Linked DNA regions of Mus musculus: regions 2 and 3 are each linked to region 1. The links are chromatin loops, found by intact Hi-C in ENCODE. Cell type or tissue: heart. All regions are shown on one strand. Each heading gives the region's core, and the rest is flanking DNA. Links, peaks and the distances in the headings are about the cores only.

Region 1 (8,451 bases), core at 3,678-6,177:
TGGTGGTAAATACAATATCCTTACTTGAAAACGAGGGTTAATCTATGGAGAACAACCTATTAATTTCCCACCAGCTAGAAAGGACTAAAATGCTACTTTCTGATTTTAGTTAGGTCTTTGGTTTCCAAGTCTGTCTCTTCCTGTCTCAGTCACACCACCCCACATGCTTTCCTGGGCTAGTTCTTCCATTGAATGGTAATTACAAATTAGCAAGCATTAAACTTCATTCCTATCAGCATCGTTTTTAAAACTGCATTCTGTAACAAGTCCTGAAATTCCAGCCAATGATGCAATACACCACCAAATTCCAATGAAGCAAAAATAATTTGAACAAACCCTCAGACTTCATAGTTTGGGAATTTTATTCCTAAAACAGACATATTTCATTAAGTCAAATAAACCAGTCATGTAACTTAACAAAAAATATTAACACACACACCAAAAAAAAAAAATGTTTACAAGCCCCTACTTTAAATTGTGTACCCAAAGACGGCAGTCAGAGTTGGTGGGAAGGGAGGCACTAAGATTGCCCCAGGTTGAAAAACTGAACAGAGCAGACTTATTACAAAATTCTTTTATTTTCTTTTTAAGCCTCTTCTACAAGTTTGTGGAGAATGTATTCACTCACAATTCGTTAGGTCCTTCCCTTTTTCTGAACTTGAGCGGCCTACAGCCAGTGACATAGTCCCCTTAGAATCATCTTCAAGTAAATGTCCTCCTTCCTGTGGCCCTGTCAGGCTGGATCAGGGGCTGCTGCTGCACTGGGGACTGTGTGCAGCACAATTCTGGCTTTTCCCTGCTGGCATCTGCATTCAGGAAGGGAAAGACCCACTCTGCTTTGTTCAGCAATTTTTATTTATTTATTTATTTATTTTGAGACAGTTTCTCTGTGTAGCCCTGGCTGTCCTGGAACTCCCTCTGTAGACCGCGCTGGCCTCGAACTCAGAAATCCGCCTGCCTCTGCCTCCCAAGTCCTGGGATTAAAGGCGTGCACCACCACTTCCCGGCCAGCGTTGTGTTCTAAGTACCTGGCAAACACTGGATTCCTATTAAATACTTAATAAATTAACAAATTGACATACTAAAATTGATAGGAATGTTGCTTCTTCTTTTGTCTTTGGCACAAACAAGCCAGCAGCAAGAAACAAAGCCAACGACAAATTCTGTTTTTTATTCAGTCTTCTGAAGGAGTCTCCAGAGGGAACAGCTGACTTTGGCACCCCGGTCAGGTGCTAGCTGTTTAATCTTAGATAACTAAATCTCATTTCTTTTCCTATAAAATAGGTATAGCAAACCTCCCTTTTGGGCTGTTTTAGGATGAAATATGTGCACCTAACATACATAGTTACTCTACAAATGAATTTGTCATTAGTTCATGAAGGATTTTGAGGACCACCTACAGGTAACTATGGATGCCAAGATAAATAGACCCAAGTTTTTTCTCCTTATGTCTCTTGCCCAAACACAGAACAGAGCAGTGCAGGTAGCAACATAGCTAGAAAAAGGGATACAATTCAAATAGAAAGTAACATGATGAAAGACTCTGAAGTCTGAACATGATGGTTTGTGTGGGAGAATGTGACCACAAGTGGTTGACCCCCCCTGTAATGCGATGTGAGCAAACAGAGCTAGCGAGAACCTGCCCAAGAGCACACTCATCTCCCATTTTCTCTTCAGTCCTCATCTCTTACATACAAGTTAAAGAGCCCTTATCTGGAAGAAGCAACACTTTGGGTTTAGGAAACATTGAACGCCTAGTTGGAGTTAGGTAAAATCTAAACACAGTATCTTTTCTTTTCTCCCTCCCCCGCCCCCATGCCTCCCTAGGACAGAGTTTAAAGGCCTAAGCCACCACAACTGGCTTAAACATGGTATTCTTTTCTCTTTCGTAAATGGCTGAAAACACTGAAGATAGCCTTATATAATCTTTGTAGTTTGGTTACCTTCTTACCACAACTTACCACACATTATCAGGTAGGGTTCGGAATTTCCACTCATTATCACTAAAGTTTTAGATTTTAAAATCTAAAAGGATTACAGATTTTGTACTTAGAGATCCAAATACTCAACCTTATTCCTTCACTTGTCCTTCTCTTTTCCTCTCTTTGATGTGGCAAGCCCACTCTCACCCACCTGGGGCTTTGCTCTGGCTTCCCTGGGCCTAGATATTCTTCCTGTTTATCAACTTAGCTCACTGTCTCATGTCTTTGCTGAAAATGTCATATTTGCAATAAAGCCAATCCCGATTAGACTATCTAAAATCACCCTACCTATACCTGATACAATGCACTAATTTATTCAGTTTTTTTTTTTTTGTTTGCCAACAACCCCTTCCTTTCCACACTCATATAAGTTTGAGAACAAAGGTCAATTTTGCTCCTTCAGGTATCCAGTGCGCCTATAATAGCAGCTGGTACTCACTAGCATAGAACAGATGAATGGAGGCCGGGATGTAGTCAGGGCAGGAAGTAGAGAAAAGTAAAGCTAGAGAGAGCTAAAGAGGATTTGAATGCTGGGGCAAAGAGCTTAGGTTTTTATCTGGTAAGTAATGGGAAGCTTTAAAGGCAAGTGTCATGTTCAGATGTGCTTCTTAGATCAACCACTCAAGGAACGGCACTGGAGAGAAAGGTAATGGCAGAGCCTTGCTCTGAAGATGCTGCTGTAGCCAGAGAGGAGGCAAAGCAAGGAGCAGTGGGAAAAGAAGGGAAGAGACACATCCGTAGCATTGTAATAAGTTAAACTAGGCATGTCTTGATGGCTGCCACTGGGGAAGGAGAAAAGAACTCCCAGGACAATTCCCAGAGTTGCCCAATAGGGTAACTGGGAGGTTAAACTAAGTGACAGCTAGAATGGGGGGGTGGGGGTGGGGGTAGTCAGAGAGGTGATGGGTGTGTATATAAAGTGATATGTATGTTCATATATACATGTGTGTATCTATTTATAGTTAGAGAGATATAGAGAAATATATCTCTCTAAACATGTGGAAGACAAAATTTGGGACTCAGATCTCTCTCCCCCTCCCCCTCCTTCCAGAGATCCAACTTGGGGAGGGCACTATGCATGCTAATCAGTATAAGGACTCTAAAACGGGGGGGGGGGGGGGGAGCTACATCCCCAGCCCAGAGGTTGCATTTCTACCAAGCAGAAATTATACTAGTTTTAAAGAGAAAACAACTTTCATTTCCAGTCTCCACCTATGCTTGGTCCCCAAACCAGGGACCAAAACACAGCTGTTTTAAGTTAAAATTTTATATATCTGTTCTATGTGATTTTTTCCCCAGATAGCAAAAAAAAAAAAAGAATTTTTGTATGTAATTAGTTCTTATTCTAGATTGTATTTTATGATAGACATTCAGCTAACTACCCAGAGAAAATAATAGCGTTTCCCCCTAAAAGTCACCATGTTTAGTTGTGAAATAACTAGTAGTATAAGCCTAACTCTGTCATTTGGTAAAAGTGCATGGGAGAAGTTAAGAAAATTCAAAGGCACTATTATATATTCAAAACAAATTTGAGGAACTACTTTCAAAAGGACATGTAGTTAGCCAGTAGAAGTTACTTATCACAACACATGATTGAAGCAAATTGCTTTATGAGCTTTGCTTTCTCCTTAATCAAACTTCTACATGAAAATAAAAGAAAGGCCACTAGCACAGTCAGGTAAAACTCCATAGGAGGAGAGTAAACCCAATTGTAATAATAATCCATTGAGCGTTTATTTTGTACCAGAAACTATACTAGGTAATTGTCCACACTTTGTAAAGTTGGTTTCCTATTACTCTTTAGGAACACAAACAAAACAAAAACAAAGGACTCAGTTTAGAACCTGTTAAATGCCACCAAGTGGTGGAGACATCTTTTGAAAGAAGGCAAAGCAATTTTCTTTCTAAAACCCAATCTTCCTGTTACAACTTCCCTGGCTTGTTAAAGATGAAGGTGCTGCATAAGAAAAGAAAATGGACAAGGGAGGAAGGCAATTTGATGCTATGTGCCAGAACTTCACAGGTAAAATGTACAAAACGTTAACTAAGCTCTGTATAATAAACAACATGACCTGGACTATTGACTTCCAAGAGATGAGATTTCTTGGGCCATGGGGAGCATCTTAGAGGGTCAGCTGCACACAGATAATAGGTAAGCGCTGCGGAGTACGTGGGCAAACATTTTGGATTGCTTCTGAGTCACCCGCTGATCCCAGAGCTAGCAGAGACTATTCTTTGGATTTTTGCCTTACTAATGCCAAGCAAGTCACCCACGTGGGCTAACAAGAGGCCCTTTAACTTCAGTTAACCCAGCAAACTACATGGCAGGTTTTCCTTCTCATAAACAAAGGATTATATCAGGGTTTGAAGGATGGAGCTTCTACTTGTTTGAGACTTTTGCTTGCTATGCCCTGGCGGTGGGTGTCACTTCCCAGGACATTTCACGGACACAAAAGCTCAGACAGCTGTGCTCTTGTAAGGCGAGCAATCCGGTTTCCCCGCCAAGAACCGCTCCCCCACGCAACCTCCCTACTCCTCCCACGCTACCCCCAGCCATGAACGGGTTCGACTCGTTTCTCCTCCGACGTCTTCCTCTTGCACTGGTTGCCTCAAAAAAAAAAAATCTAAAAGAGCCAAAACAAAAAGTTATCATTCGTGCGTGAACCTCCAGCGCAGAAAGTGAAAGTGAGTGCCAGGTATGTGCAGTGCTCCGCGGACTGCGCGAGCGGCGGGAAGGGGCGGGGCGCGAGCGAGCGGAGTGCTGGTCACGTGGCTAGAGGCTGTCCAATCCTGGAGGTCCCAGGTTGGGACCCGACCGGGTCCTCCAGAGCCTTGCTCGCCGGTTGTAGGCGAGTTAGCCCGGCTGGTACTATGAGAATCAGAGCACAGAGTGGGTTGCAGCCCGGTGCGCTCCAGCCACCCCCCCAAAGTCCCCTCACATATTCACACGTCCACTGCTGGATGAGCCACCTTCCATCAGCTGCGGGAGCCGCTTGCACACGTGTGGCCAATGGACCCAGGAACGATGGGATTTCTAGCTCTGTTCTGCAGGCCAAAGAGGGAATCAGGACTGTGTGCCTCCTTCCATTAAAGCGAATGTGCACAATGATAACTGGAGGGAATCTGAAGTTTTGGGTTTCCAGAGCAAAATCCAATAAGTTCCGACGTTGCTGTTGCCATTTTTCCTATTTTGACAGACGCCAGAGGGGAGCTGAGTTACTGAAATACAGGGCAGGTAGCAGGATGCAACGTCAGTTCTTAGTAATATTTAAAGTGATATTTAGGTTTTTGGGTGGGGAGCATTCCACGATGCGAACTTGTGAAAGTCGGTTCTTTCCTTCCACTGTGTGGGAATGAACCCTGGTCTTCGGACTTGGCAGCAAGCGCCTTTACACACTGAGCCACCTCTCCAGCCTCTATAGAAAAATTTTTAAGTGACTGGACGTTTTTCCTCATAAAAATCTTAATACTTCATTCGGTGCTGTAATCTAAAAGAACCAAATTCCTCACTTGAGGTTAGATTTTTCCATAATCTCAAAGACTCCTGGGAACTGTGGCGTTGGCGTTTTTTAATCCCTAATATCTACCACAAAACAAAAGCTAGCTTTTCTTAGCTAAATAACAATGGGAAAACTGGTTTCAGCCACCTCTGAGCAGACAAACCCCCACCCCCAAAGCCCTCGTCACTCTCCAACCTGCCCTTAGGTATGTTTGTGTAATCAGAGACGGATTGTAGCTGCCTTGACGTTTCTCCCGAGAAAGCTTAGTTTGCATTCACCGAAGTTGCTTGTTTTGGGAGTTTGTTGAGGCACAGAAAACGTGCCACAGGGAAGACTGAAGGTTCTGCAGCCGGAGGTCGTCGGGAGCTGCCCGGGCTGCTCAGGTGTGCCGCTTAGGACTGCGAAGAGCCGTGGAACAGTGCAAGGTCTTTAAAACGTTACTCTTGCTACCTTAAGAAATGGGGTTTCAAAGAATGGAGCCGGGGTGGTGTTTAAATTAGGATATCAGTGTGGGGAAAGATTTCCAGTGTTGGGGACAGTAAACCAGAGGGGACCTCCTGTTGCTTCATTCCTCCGACGGCATTCATTATTTAAAAATTTAAAACGGGATGGAAGGGAAGACCTTAGATCTTTCCCTTCAGTCTGTGGATGGAAGGGAAGACCTTAGATCTTTCCCTTCAGTCTGTTCAAAGAAAACGTCGAATTTCGTGTCACCCGTTGGTTGATTAAACGCAGAATCGGATACACCTTATTTTGAAATGTAAACTTAATATAATGTCGGAAATTCTAAAAGGCCTGCCCCAACTGAACAGGGGCAATTACGTTTACTCTTCTTCGGTAGCGCAAAAACAGCACCCAAAGTTTTAGATGCTGGGAGAGGGACATGGGAGACAGAGAGCAGAGCGACTCTGGGGATGGGGATCAGGGGTGTCACACGTCCCAGATGCCACCATTAGGACACGGAGACTCGGTGGGAGGCTAGGGAGACAAGGTAAGACCCAGAGGAGGGAGAGTCCAGACTGGTTCAAATTGAAAAAGGAATTCGCAGCTAGCGGCTTGCAATTAGACTACGCAGTGCACGATTGCGCAAATTATTTTAAAGGCGGGAGGGGGGGCGGTGAGGCGGGGGAGGGGTGGACAGCTGTTCTGCAGGAACACTGGTGCTGCCAGACCCTCGAGTAGGTGAGAGGGAGCAGACACACCCTTTGTGCGTCTTCTTTGAACTGGAGCCCTTTCTTTAAAGTCACCAAAGAAGGAGTGAGTGGGTTTAGGATGACCCAGAGATTGCTTTCGTTCGGAGATAAAGAGAACCAAGGGTGCTGACAGAGACCCTAAGGATACCAGAGGGATCTTTCTGTGTCGCGTCCCTCCAGGCTCAGGGAGGAATGGGTTGTGCAGACAAACTTTCCGAGAACTCCTGGCCTGGCCCGGAGTTCCCGCTGTCACTGGCTAGGGTGCTGCCTGCCACTTCCTAAGTGCAGAGCAGATTCTGCCGCGTGGATGGCTGCTGGGCTTGCAATCTAGTGTAATTGGTGAGCAAGCCAGGCAGTCTAAACCAGAGTCGGGGCTACTCGAGCTTTCCAGCCTTCGCACCTTCGCTAACCGCTAGCACCGCAATCGCGCTGAACTTAGGGGCGCAGAGCTGGAGGGGTGGCCCGGAGGGCAGCGCCTGGAGCTGCCAAGCTACCTTTTCCGATTTTTGAAATCCGGAGAGATGAGTCCTACTCAGGATGACACTTTTAAGTTCCTGGTTACGTCTCACCTTACTCGCACCTTTTTAGGTTCTCGGTTCCTGGCAAGCATAGAGGTTAGGCACAGGCAGAGGAGGGCTTGGGCAGGTGCCAGCTCTGAGTACCTACCCAGCGTGGTCACGTTCACTATGGGATCAATGAACCATGCGCTGCCTCTTTCACAAGCAGCCTGGGCGTTTTCTGCGAGGATTTACTTTTTTTTTTTTTTCCTTTCTTTTTAAAAGGAACCTTCAAGGATTACTATTTAAAGTTTTAAATGTTTTGATTCAACAGACACTTGTAAACAGAACAAAAGGGAAAGGCCTGACTTGAAACTGCTTTGCTTTGAAACTATTCTGCTTTGCTGAATAAAACAGCAGAGGAGGAATAATTGAGGGGGAAAAAAAAAACATTGGTTAAGTGAGTATTCAGCTGTAAATAAAGTAACAGGAAAGACCCAGTAAATAGGAAAAATAATAAAATAAACAGTAGATACACGACACAGACCGTTGGGAAGCTCTGTTCCCACTGAAAGCCTCTTTCTCCCAGGGAGGATATTTGTGGGGGAAAATTATTTGGTTATTTTCACAGTATTACAGCTCCCTTTGAATTAAACTTTTTTTTTTTTCATCAACTAGACTTAGTTCTTTAATTAGGAAGCACAATTGAGTTTCTAACAGATGTTGTCAGCCGCAAACTCTGATCCAAAATAATAGTGTAATTAGTTTGGGGGGGGGGGACATCTTTAGTTTATAAGGCCTGAAATTAAAATATGATGTTTTTAAACATTGTGGTACAAAGCCACCGGGAACATTTGTTCCAGAGTCTAGTAGTGGCACCACTTCCTGGTTCTGCCTTGGAAAAGTTTGCAGTAGGATGCTTAGGGCCCTTCTTATTCTAGACCTCTCTACATTTCCTTCAGCTCTTGGGAAATTCAATTTTAAAAAATGTTTCTGACTGAAAAAAAGTGAAATCCCTAAAACACAGCATGTTCCCAGTTGGTTAAGTTTGGTTTTTTAGTTGTTTTTTGTTTGTTTGTTTTATCATAAACTGACTGTCCTAGAGATGGCTAAGCAGGGTTTTTTGTTTTTGTTTTTGGCTAACTATAGTTTTTTTTTAAATATACATAATGTGAATTAATGTTAGCAAACTTTTTGTACCTTGAAATATAAACATAAATACAGATTTTTCTCTAATAGCTGTCTGAAAAATGAAATGTTTGCTAGCTTTTCTCTGTGG
Region 2 (2,500 bases), core at 1-2,500, 470 kb before region 1:
CTACAGCTAGCTCCTCTTATCACAACACAGCACATTCTTATCTCTTCTCAGTAAAAACTACCAACTGGGTAAAAATATTTCTAACTGAATTCTCATTTAACATGTGAAACCGGCTCTTTTTCCTCCAGCCTGTGCAGTTTTTTCTTTTTTCTTTTCGGTTACAGGATGTTGTCCCCTTTCTTTTAAAAAAGATCTTTGAGGCATATAAGTTCTGAACTCAGAATTTATTTTCCTTTCTCGAATTAGCTGTAGCTAGAGTGCACTGAGTCATTTCACATGCCAGAGAGTGTGTTTGCTTTCCTCGGCGCCAGGTTGCCCTTTAGCATGCAGAAAGTTAAGAAGAAGGCAGTTTCACAACCCTCCCCTCTTAGCACCTGTCTGCAGTCTCACACCTGAAAATCAGCCTTGTCCTAAAGTGCTCATATGCTGGCCGGAAGTCCAATGGTCACCTCCATTTAAATGGCCTCTCTTCAGGTGCAGTTTTCCAATCTCCCACTAGTTGGGGCTCTACACAAAGAAAAGAAAAGAAAAAAGGAAATAAAGGGGCTCCACAGAATTATTTACTAAGCAAACACTACGCAGGAAGACTTTATTTTCCGTGTTCTTGAAAATACGACTGGTCATTTTATTTTGGTTCTAACACATCGACCACAGGTTTGTTTTGGGTTTTGGTTTTTGTCCCCCCCTCTAACTGCCCCCCCCTCCGTGGGTCAGTTTTATTTGCTCTTCATACCTTGATTTGAAAAGTCTGAACCAAGGTTACTACTGCTTTTGACATCGTTTAGAGGCAGTCAGCTCTCTCAGTGCGTAGTTGCTCTAAACTAGGAACGTGGAAAGTGCATAGACTGAACATTTAGCACACAAACTACAGCTCCACCTTCTCAGTAAGATTATTCTCTGCTCTGCTCTTAAACCCGCAGCACCAAATGCAGCTGATATTTTCTCTCTGTCTCTGTCTGTCTCTCTATGTCCCCGTGGGGCCCCCTCCTCTCTCTCTCTCTGTTTAGTCAGGATGAAAGATCCCCGTGGATAGTCACAAATAATCAAGATCCTCCCGTGCGGTCCACTGGCGCTCAGTTTTAGCTTTGTTTGTCCGGTCTTTCTCCACCTCCCCGGAGATCCTTTGGCAAATCAGATAAACAATGCCTTTTTTGCTTAAGGCAGAAAGAACAGTTGAATACAATGGGAGGCCAGACTTGGCTGAAATGCTGGCTGCAGGTGCTCTCAGCATTGTGGTCATTTAAACCAGATGCTGGGGAGTCGAAGCACCTGCTTCCCCTCTCTGTGTACACTTGAGAGACTGTGCTCCTGCGTAGGACAGGTCAGCGCATGGCTAAAACGAGTGGTGCCCCACAGCAGCATCGTTCTGGTTCATAAGACAGTTGGTACTAGGAAGAGCTTCGTACAGAGCCTGTTTAATCCTCAAACATATGTAGTTTAATTCAATATTCTTCTCTCTCCATTTCCAGACATACCATCACTATTCTGTATACACAGACAGACAGACAGACAGACAGACAGACAGACAGACACACACACACACACACACACACACACACACACACACACACACCTCTGCAACAGAGTCTACTTAAAGTAGACACTCAGATACAACGTTATTTTTCTCTGGTTTATATTATCTAGCAGGAAAGACTGACTAGGAACAAGAGGGTGATGATTTTTATGGTTCTGATAAAAATGAGACAGATGCCGAAAGCCTTGCATAGCTCAGATTTTATGAACATCTCTACAGCCATCATAAATCTATGGACAATCCACAATGAACATTAAATTGTGTACCTTGAATGTTGAGCATTAAATAAGAGATCAGGGTGACACTGCTTGTGTGTGTGTGTGTGTGTGTGACTAGACTAGATTCAAAGCTATAAGAGACTAGTTTGGTATTTTTGTACTAAAATTATTCTAAAGCACAATATTGCAAATCTAAATATGAATACATTAACTTCAGGGATATGTGAAAGTATTCAGAGTGTTTGTGGTATAGCTGTATGAGTCAGGCCTTGCCCTGATGTTAATATTTTAATTTCAATTTAAATATTTCTTTTCATCATAAATTCATTTTGGAACAGAGTCAGTTCTTCACAGTGATGCAGAGGGATTTTTTTTTTTCTTTCTTGTATTTATGAACCATGTTCTTCAAAGTTCATCGAGAAAGCTTTTGTCTTGAGAGCTGAGGTCCTTTCTGGAGGTTTCTGTGCAAACACACCAGTACTAGGGCTGAGGTCGGATGCCTGGAGGAGAGTCAAATAGAGGCCTTTTCAAGATCTCTAGTCCACCCTTCCCAAGAGAAACTTGTTTCTCATCTGTAAACCTCTCCTGGTCAGGCTGTGCGAAGAAATACTTTAATTTTTTTCCCCATAGCTCTTAATACACGGATATGGATTCTTTTCTGTGTATATGGTGGTAGAAATGGAATCCAGAGCCTTGTGCATGATTAAGCATATACTATACCACAGACCCACACTGTTAGCTTGTGACT
Region 3 (2,500 bases), core at 1-2,500, 200 kb after region 1:
CCAACACAACCTTGTAAGGTGTAAGGTCTGATAGGTGACAGCTTTCTATTTTGTGGTGGTAAATACTACACACACTTCTATTTTCAACAGTGTGAACATTTTAAAGTGTGTTACATTTAACATAAGTACCACCAATCAATTTTTTAAAATGACCTTGTTCTTACTATTTTAATCAAATTCTCAGAAAGGAGAGGTGAAACTATCATGATAAAAGAGAAAGACATACCAGTAACTGACAGCATGGATGTGTGTGTGCATGTGTGCTGTGACATGTACGTGGTGGTCACAGGGATTAACCTCTGGCTAACAGGCTTAGATGGCAAGTGCTTTTCCTTGCTGGATCACCTCATCTCCCAATACTGTTTCTTACAACCAAGAAATTCTTAGTGAAACTGTTGAAAGAGTTTCCTTTACAATTCCTTTTAAGATGACATATTAATGACTGAGGCTTCAAGGTTACTGCAGATCGTCTTATACATAGATACAAGCAATGGCACTCATTCTATTTCTAAAATTGAACTTAATGGGATCAATAAAAATTGCCTACTTGGTAGATAGAAATTTTCTGTAACGAAGAGAGGGTTCCAAAGTTTTAGCTCTGCTTCAGTTTCTTCACACTGTTTGTGACTTTTCTCTATTAGAAGAAAGGGGATTGAGGGCTGGGAGCCACAGAATGGGAGGGATAGTATACACGTGTACAAACTGAATTTCAAATAAGAAGCAACGACAGGCTAAGAAAACCAAAGAAATGAACCAACAGCCCATGAAAGAGAACAGGCTCTGCCGAGAGGCTCCACTGTCTCTGCTCAAATCCCTGGCTTCCTAATCACCAGGTGGATGAAGCCATGAGTATCAGGGCCTAGAGTATCTCTTAATGATCTCATCTGTATAGAAAATATGAACACATAAGGGAATAAACACATGTAGAATAGTTAAGACAGTACCTGGCCTTAAAAAATACAAAATAAATGTTAGCAATTACTGTTATTCATGTATAATTTGCTTCCCTTACAAACTTTTCCCCACAGGAAGGAATTTAACTCTAAACCATCTGAGATTACTAAATACATTAAAAACCTGCTGTGTTGGACTGCCCCCTGCAGGCCTCAATTTACCCACTTATTTTACAAGGAACAGAGAATATAAGATTCAGATATGTTTTAAAACGACACTAAAATCATTATTCAATCCCTCCTAGCAGTAAGACACTGTCTATAACAGCTATCAAGATGCAAAGGAAGTCAGTTCTTTTCCTCAGCAATCGACTAAATCCAGAAAATCGACACACACTTCAACAGAATGAACTGGGGGAGATAATAAAAACCACTGCCTGCATTACAAGGACAAGGGAAAGCTGAAGATACGAAGGCCCAGGTTCAGTCGTGCAGCAGGTAACCAGCTGGACACTGAGCAAGTCATTTTTTAGGTCAAAATCAGTGTTAAGATGTCAGACTCCTAGTTTCTGTCATGGCAAAGGAGAAATACCTAAGATAAGAGCAAAGAATTAACCTATATACAGCACAGGTGAAAGATTGGGAAAGATTAGCCAGAAGAGATGGTAAGGTGAGGTTAAAGGCCCTGTGAGAGAAGTTAACCAGGTAAGAAAATAGAACAGTCCAGTATTTTTATTTTAAAGATTTATTTATTTATTTTATGCCTGAGCTGTACAGATGGTTGTGAGCCTTCATGTGGTTGCTGGGAATTGAACTCAGGACCTCTGCTCTCTCCGGCCCTGCTCACTCTGGCCCAAAGATTTATTTATTATTATATGCAAGTACACTGTAGCTGTCTTCAGACACATCAGAAGAGGGAGTCTCATTAAGGATGGTTGTGAGCCACCATGTGGTTGCTGGGATTTGAACTCAGAGCCATCAGAAGAGCAGTCAGTGCTCTTAACTCCAGCCCCCCAAACAGTCCAGTTTTAAACAATACCATGTGATTTAGATGCTAGATAGCTAATATATAATATCAAAATTATCACCAAAACAAACATCCATATGCCAGCTGTGTGTGGTGGGACACGGACTTGGTCCCAGTACTGAACAAGGCTGAGGCAGGAGAGATCAAAGGCAACCCTGGCTACAGAGCAAACCAGTCTCAAAAACAAAATAAAAAGCTATCGTTTGGAGGGAAAGAAACACAGCAGGCAGTTAGTTCTACAGGAACCATGACAAGTTCTGTGAGGAGGAAGGGGTAAGATGCAAATGGAAAGCTGAGACTTAAGGCAGGTTGTTCTGGGACATTAGAATGAGTGAGTCAAAGAAAGTGAACAAAACTTACTCCAGAGTCCCGAGTCTGCGGACTTGCAGGGAAAGAAAGAGGAAACGGAAGCACAGGCTTACGCTGCTTGTGGTAGACACTACAAATACAGCAGCGCACACACAGCCTCGTGTCATGAACAACTCATCACACGTATTCCACTCGCCAGAAATACAGAAAGCCTGACAAACATTAATTTGCAACAATAGTATGATCTAAGGTAACTCAACTTGCCCAGTGC

Evidence for each region. A loop is a pair of places that touch in the nucleus more often than their neighbours do. Peaks named below come from ENCODE experiments on the same cell type or tissue, not always from the same donor. Only the 100,000 strongest peaks of a DNase experiment are listed, where the experiment ranks them.
Region 2: a loop joins it to region 1, with 3 times the contacts of the local background. A loop is called at or near these places in 8 of 42 quality-filtered maps.
Region 3: a loop joins it to region 1, with 1.8 times the contacts of the local background. A loop is called at or near these places in 2 of 42 quality-filtered maps.

Annotation. Positions count from the first base shown.
Region 1 is chr10:44,525,822-44,534,272 of GRCm38, reverse strand. It overlaps a transcript of Prdm1 not described here. Among named protein-coding and RNA genes, the nearest start is that of Gm35154, 69 kb to the left of the region's middle. In heart, for the core only: no CTCF peak of the experiment used is centred there; a DNase peak (open chromatin) is centred at 4,762; H3K4me3 peaks cover 1,395 bases; H3K27ac peaks cover 577 bases; H3K27me3 peaks cover 748 bases.
Region 2 is chr10:44,998,999-45,001,498 of GRCm38, reverse strand. No RefSeq gene overlaps it. Among named protein-coding and RNA genes, the nearest start is that of Gm40639, 24 kb to the left of the region's middle. In heart, for the core only: a CTCF peak has its summit at 489; a DNase peak (open chromatin) is centred at 1,238; H3K4me3 peaks cover 831 bases; H3K27ac peaks cover 924 bases.
Region 3 is chr10:44,327,135-44,329,634 of GRCm38, reverse strand. The region is part of intron 6 of Atg5 (autophagy related 5); the gene reads right to left. Among named protein-coding and RNA genes, the nearest start is that of Mir1929, 31 kb to the left of the region's middle. In heart, for the core only: a CTCF peak has its summit at 1,100 (motif pointing left); no DNase peak of the experiment used is centred there.